Linked DNA regions of Homo sapiens: region 2 is linked to region 1. Evidence: chromatin contacts called from ENCODE Hi-C or POLR2A ChIA-PET data. All regions are on one chromosome and are shown on one strand. Each heading gives the region's core, a stretch centred on a gene start or an enhancer-like site at or near the end of the contact. The rest is flanking DNA. Distances are from core to core; before and after follow the strand shown. Region 1 has its middle 11 kb from the start of RAB37-AS1. Region 2 overlaps NHERF1 (NHERF family PDZ scaffold protein 1).

What was found. Hi-C counts contacts between places; a loop is a spot of excess contacts on that map. ChIA-PET counts read pairs that join two places held with the same protein, here RNA polymerase II (POLR2A). Pooled maps may share reads with other maps.
Region 2: a pooled map shows a loop between it and region 1 (2.7-fold over the local background). The contact joins two enhancer-like sites. A Hi-C loop is called at or near these places in 1 of 37 single-sample maps with no recorded cell type and 4 of 50 pooled maps. POLR2A ChIA-PET finds 5 or more read pairs at or near these places in 7 of 52 experiments (CD4-positive, alpha-beta T cell, CD4-positive, alpha-beta memory T cell, GM10248 and 4 more).

Annotation. Positions count from the first base shown.
Region 1 is chr17:74,687,411-74,690,345 of GRCh38, reverse strand. It overlaps a transcript of RAB37 not described here. Among named protein-coding and RNA genes, the nearest start is that of RAB37-AS1, 11 kb to the right of the region's middle. Within about 2 kb of position 1,470, at least 6 of the 41 ENCODE cell types and tissues checked have a DNase peak (open chromatin) inside an H3K27ac peak, as active enhancers do.
Region 2 is chr17:74,758,952-74,761,934 of GRCh38, reverse strand. The region is part of intron 1 of NHERF1 (NHERF family PDZ scaffold protein 1); the gene reads right to left. Among named protein-coding and RNA genes, the nearest start is that of SLC9A3R1-AS1, 11 kb to the right of the region's middle. RefSeq lists enhancers at 1,600-2,347, 2,348-2,983. Within about 2 kb of position 1,379, at least 22 of the 41 ENCODE cell types and tissues checked have a DNase peak (open chromatin) inside an H3K27ac peak, as active enhancers do.

The sequences.
Region 1 (2,935 bases), core at 221-2,720:
GATTGAGTGCCTAATTATTTATAGCCATCTAAAGTTGCTGGGGCTTCCCTTCTTGGTTTTTGAATTATTAATATTTAAAGATTCCAGGCCAGGCATCGTGGTTCATGCCTCTAATCTCAGCACTTTGGGAAGCCAAGGTGGGTGATCGATTGAGCCCAGGAGTTTGAGACCAGCCTGAGCAACATAGGGAGGCCTACAAAAAGGATATCTCCACCAAAAATAAAAAATCAGCTGGGTGTGGTTGTGCACGACTGTAGACCCAGCTACTCCAGAGGCTGAGGGGGTAGGATCGCTTGAACGTAGGAAGTTGAGGCTGCAGTGAGCCGAGATGGTACCACTGCACACCAGCCTCAGGGACAGAGTGAGGCCTCATGTCAAAAAAGATTCCACTTGATAAGCCTGTAAGCTTTGGACAGCCTCCTTTTGAGAACTATGTGCATATCATTGGCTTTCAGAAGATAGTACTGTTTGAGAGTAGTTGAGGGAGAAAAAAAAACTACTGAGTTGGCAACCTCCAAAATCCATGAGTAAGATAAATTTGCACTCAAGTGAGGTGAAAGGCTACCTTTGCTTGACATCTTGAAAAATAGAGCTCAAAGCTGCTTAGCCTTGGAAAGGGGAGACTGCTGGAATCGGTTGATTTCATGTACCAATAAATTTTTTAGATTGGCAAGGACAGATACAGTGATCAGCCTTTTATTCTACCAAGTAGGCACATTTTTTTTAGCTTTTCAGTTTTCTTTGCCAAAGTCAAATATGTCTGAACCAAGTAGGTAAATTCTTATTCAATTTCACAGGAATTGGTAATTGGTCAGTTCATTGAAAAAGTTTGTTAAACCCGGAACTCATAAAAGAGATATACTGTATTTTTTCTTTTCTTTCTTTCTTTTTTCTTTTTTTTTCCAGACAGAGTCTTGCTCTGTCACCCGGGCTGGAGTGCAGTGGCGCAATCTTGGCTCACCACAACCTCTGCCTCCCGACTTCAAGCGATTCTCTTGCCTCGGCCTCCCAAGTAGCTGGGATTACAGGCATGTGCCACCATGCCTGGCTAATTTTTGTATTTTTAGTAGAAACGGGGCTTCACCATGTTGGTCAGGCTGGTCTTGAACTTCTGACCTCAGGTGATCTGCCCACCTCGACCTCCCAAAGTGCTGGGATTACAGGTGTCAGCTACCACACTCGCCCACACCTGGTTAATTTTGTATTTTTAGTAGAGACAGGGTTTCACCATGTTGGCCAGGCTGGTCTTGAACTGACTTCAAGTAATCCATCTGCCTCAGCCTTCCAAAGTGCTGAGATTACGGGTTTGAGCCACTGCGCCAAGGCTATTTTTCCTCTACATGTTTTATTTTGACTTAAAATATCTAAATGTGTAGTTATTAGCAAGTATTTTGATGTAGACCTAAAGCCTTTGCTTTGCTTACAAGTCTGCTGAAAAGTGGGGCCCATTGCCTTTCCTGAAGCACAAACCACACACACATGATCCTGGGGTTTCAGTTCCAGTTTCTTTAACATGAAGCAAGAAATTCTAGAAACTTATGAAGCCACCTGATTGCAAAATCTTTCTTCATTTTTATGCATTTCTTTCCGATATTTTACAGTTCTCTCATTCATTCCTAATTTGATAGCATTTTAAAAAGTGACAGGCTTTTATAGTGTCTTTCCAAAGCAGTTTAGTTTTTGTAGAGATAACCGTTCTCTTTTTTTTTACACTCTTATTTTATTGGTCAATAGTCTTTCTGTTTAAATTCCTTTGTATTTTCTTTTTCTTTTCTTTTCTTTTTTTTTTTTTTGAGGTGCAGTCTTTCTCTGTCACCCAGGCTGGAGTGCCGTGGCGTGATCTCAGCTCACTGCAACCTCAGCCTCCCAGGTTCAAGCAATTCTCCTGCCTCAGCCTCCCAAGTAGCTGGGATTACAGGCACCTGCCACCATGCCTGGCTAATTTTTTTGTATTTTTTAGTAGAGACAGGGTTTCACCATGTTGGCCAGGCTGGTCTCGAACTCCTGACCTCAGGTAATCCCCCTGCCTTGGCCTCCCAAAGTGCTGGGATTACAGACGTGAGCCACCACGCCCGGCCAATTCCTTTGTTTACAGGTGAATTGATTCAAGTACATCATTCTAGTTAACACGTATGACCAGCATAAGCAAGTATGGGCCCAAATGCATTCTTGTTAACCAGGTACCACAACTGTGAGAGCAGAGAAGAGCCTGCCAGCTGTGAGCACTCTGTGCCTCAGGCTTAGTCAGTGTGCTCCAGTAAGAGACTGAAGGGTATTGGTTGACCTAATAAGTTGGTTAAGTGAGGGGTTGCTTAACAAAGTTTCTATTCAACAATCCATTGTCACCATAATTTCATAAAAGAAAGGAGCTTTGAGCACCCCAAGTCTCAGGATAATAGACAGTATTTCCTAAGAAAGGACAGTTGGTAACTTTATGCCAACATCTACTGATGTGTGTGTATCGTTTCCTACACATCAGTTGGTACTTGTCAGGGGCTGGTACTTAGGTATGGACTGAGAATTGGCAGCCATGGATCCGGTTCACACTGTTCTCCAGGCATGGACCCGCTCCATCACATCTCCGCTGGTGTAGTGAGGCTTCCCCTGAGGGCCTCTAGTGACCCTCTTTGTTTGGAGGCTGATGAAGGTTGTCACTAATGAGAGCTGTGGAGCTCTCCAGTAGTTGTGAAAGGGACCCTTGAAGCAATCAGATTCCCCCTGCCCCAGCACAAGCCCCTTCCCCAAAGTAGTCCACTGTGACCATATCCTCACATGGCTCTGTCCTGAGGGTCTGCAACTCTTGCATCAAGAAAGGGTGACTTGGCTGGGTGTGGTGGCTCACGCCTGTAATCCCAGCACTTTGGGAGGCCGAGGCAGGTGGATCACCTGAGGTCAGGAGTTTGAGACCAGCTTGGCCAACATGGTGAAACCCCAT
Region 2 (2,983 bases), core at 130-2,629, 72 kb before region 1:
TCTCCCCAACCAAGGAAGGTTTGGGAGGATGCAAATTTGCCTAGATCCCTACACAGCAATTTGAGAGGGTTCTGGCCCAGGACTCAAAAGACTTGTGTGGATACCCAGCACCGCAGCTAACTGCTTAGGTGATGTGGATAAAACACTGCTCTGTCCAAGCCTCAGTTTCCTCTTCTGCCAAATGAGGGGTAGGACCAGGTTAGCTCTCACATGCCTGTCCCTTCTGACAGTCTAAGGTGAATCACATGCTGTGTTGATCGGGCCTCTATCCCTCCCCATTGGTGGCTCAGTCTGGCCCTCCTGGAGAGGGGGCAGAGTGTGGCACCCGTCAGCCTGGCTGGGGACCTGGGGCATATGACTGAGGACCCCCAGCCCCTTTGTACCCCGTTCTCTGCAGCAGGGGAGGAAGAGGCAGGTGTTTACTGAAAGCTGGTCAGTGTGTTTACAGTAAAGCCTTCCTCCATATACTCGAACTCTCTCTCACCCCCACCAAGCCGAATGGCCCAGCCAAAAGGGAGCCAGAAGGAGCAGATAACCAAAAACTTATTGTTCAGCACAGCAAGGGGACCTGGACAAGACGGGGCCATCCTCAGGCGTTCCAGGACCTCCTCCCCCGACACCGCTGCCCAAGGGCAGAGGTGGCAACGGAAGCACAGAGACCCCAGAAACAGAGGAGCCTGAATGGGGAGGGGACTGGGAAAAGCAGGGCTGGGCTAAAGGGAGCCCAGTGTGGCTGTGGCCTGGAGGGTGTGACCTACTAAAAGGGCACACGCAGATTTCGAGTGCTTGGACTCAGCTGAAAACAGTTTCCAACATGCTTGGTCCAAAGTAAGCAGCTCAGCTTAGAAGCTGCAGGCCTGGACACACAGTATGATGGAGGGAATATGGGTGTAGGCAGCCGAAGCCTGTGCCCAAGGACTACGCCTGAGTCCCTGTCCCTCTCCCCCTCCTCCAGGCCTGGTGCAGGGCCACTGGCTGCTGTCCAGCCTGCTGGCCCTGTGTTATCACTCAGCACATCAGACAATGAGCAGTGGATAGTCAAGGCTCCCAGCCAGGTTCCAGCTCCCCTGTTTAGGAGCTGTGTGACCTGGGGCAGGTCATTTATGGATCATTCTGACTGCCATCTGCCTCCCAGGGTTGCTGAGGCCCAGTGAGGTCATTGACTTAAACACTTTCTAACTGTAAAAAATCCCTGTGCACACCCAGACTTTCCCATTGTTGTGAATACTAATGAATAGTCATAGGAAGCTGGGAGTGAGATTCTGGTGGGGTGGGGGTGTGTGTGCCAGGCTGCTCTGAAACCCAAATCCCCAGCTGGGAGTGGAGAGGGCCGAGAGGGGTGGGAAGGCGCGCCCAGGAGGGCTTATGGGCCTCTGTCCCAACTTGCCAGCCCCAGGAGGCCGCCACCATCTGCAGGAGACTCAATCCCCAGCCTTTCGATCTCTGGGGGTGGCTAGAGGATGACTTTGCATTCCTTTAAAGGCTTGGGCAGGTCTTTCTTGCCTGGGTTTTCATACCCAAATCCAGGCTCGAGGACCCCTCACCCCAACAACAAAGACGGTTAAGTGAGTGGTAAAAACGTGAGTGGCTCACAAAGGCTCAGGAACCCTGAATGAAGCTCCTCTTGCCTTGTTCTCCCTGGCCCACCCCCTGCCTCACTGCAGGGCCCACTCCCAGCTAGTTCGGCTGTCACCTGCCCCAGGCTCACCCCCCGGCACTCCCACAGCCCTGTGGGATCTTGTTCCGGGAGTAAGTGAGGCTCTTCTCCCCTAGAGCTAATCCCTCCACAAAGCTCCCAGCCAGGCCCTCCCCCGGGCCGCCTAGGTGAGCAGAAACAAGTCTGACCAGTCGCCGTCACCAGGACAGGCGCAGCTTTCTGCTTCAGCCAGACACCCTGAGAAAGTGGGGAGGGTGAAATCTCAGGACAGGCAGGGGGCAGCTCTAGTGACCTCCTCCAACCTCCCTCCACCGTCCCTGCGCTCCCAAAAACCTTCCCATAACAACCTGACTGGGGCTTGTCAGCTGTTTTTGAGATGGGGAAACTGAGGCTCAGAGATGTGGAGCCCACTGCCTGACATCACACAGCCAGAACTCCAACCCTGGTCTCTGACTTGGAACCTGTCCTCCTTCCACCACACTGCAGGGTGCTCCTTAAGGATCCAAGTCCAGAATGGGGCAACCCATTGGGAGGTGAGGACCCAACAGGAGTCAGGCAGCAGAGGGCAGACAGGGGCTCTCTCCAGGGCATCGGCTGCAGCCTCTGCTGGAGGTAGGCTGGGAGCTGAAGAAACCACAACCTACCACAGCCTTCCTTCCGGGCGCTCAGGGCCTCTCGCAGCTGGAGCTGCAGCCTGAGCTGGGGGATGAAGCCTGGTGTGGGTGACAGGGCAGGGGCATGGCTGGACTGGGGGCAGGTGGCTCTGGGCGCCCCCCCCGGCTGGCAGGGCAGGGCTGTGCTAGCTGCCTTTGGGATGCCCATCCTCTGGCCCTGGTCTCTGTGCTGTGGGCTTCCCTTACTGATCTTCAGCCCAGTGCCCCTCGCCTAGTGACATATGGTGCCAAAGCTCCAGGGCCTGCTTTGAGCCTTGCTCCGCTCTGCCAGCACCAAGTCGTGCAGTTCAAGGGGAAACAGGGTACCCAGCCTGAGGGGCTCAGGTGCCCTCTGTTTCCTTCCCCTGCACTGGGACCTGCTCCACTGTTCTGTCTAGATGTGGCTCTGTGGCGGCTCCAGGACCTGAGGGGGTGGCTGGACAAGGAGATGGGAAGCCCCCGGTAGACCCCACCAGCATTTAGACAGCTCCGATGCACCTGCAGAGCCTCCTTCCCAAGTCCCTAGAGACTTCCTCCCCTCACATGGGAAGGGGGGTTCCCACTCTTCAAGGGAGACCAGCCTTGTTCCTCCTCACCCCTCCCTAGCAGGAGCCTCCCAGCTGTCTCCAGGAGGTGTCAGTGCCAGTTGCTGAGTCAGCCCATCAAGCCAGCC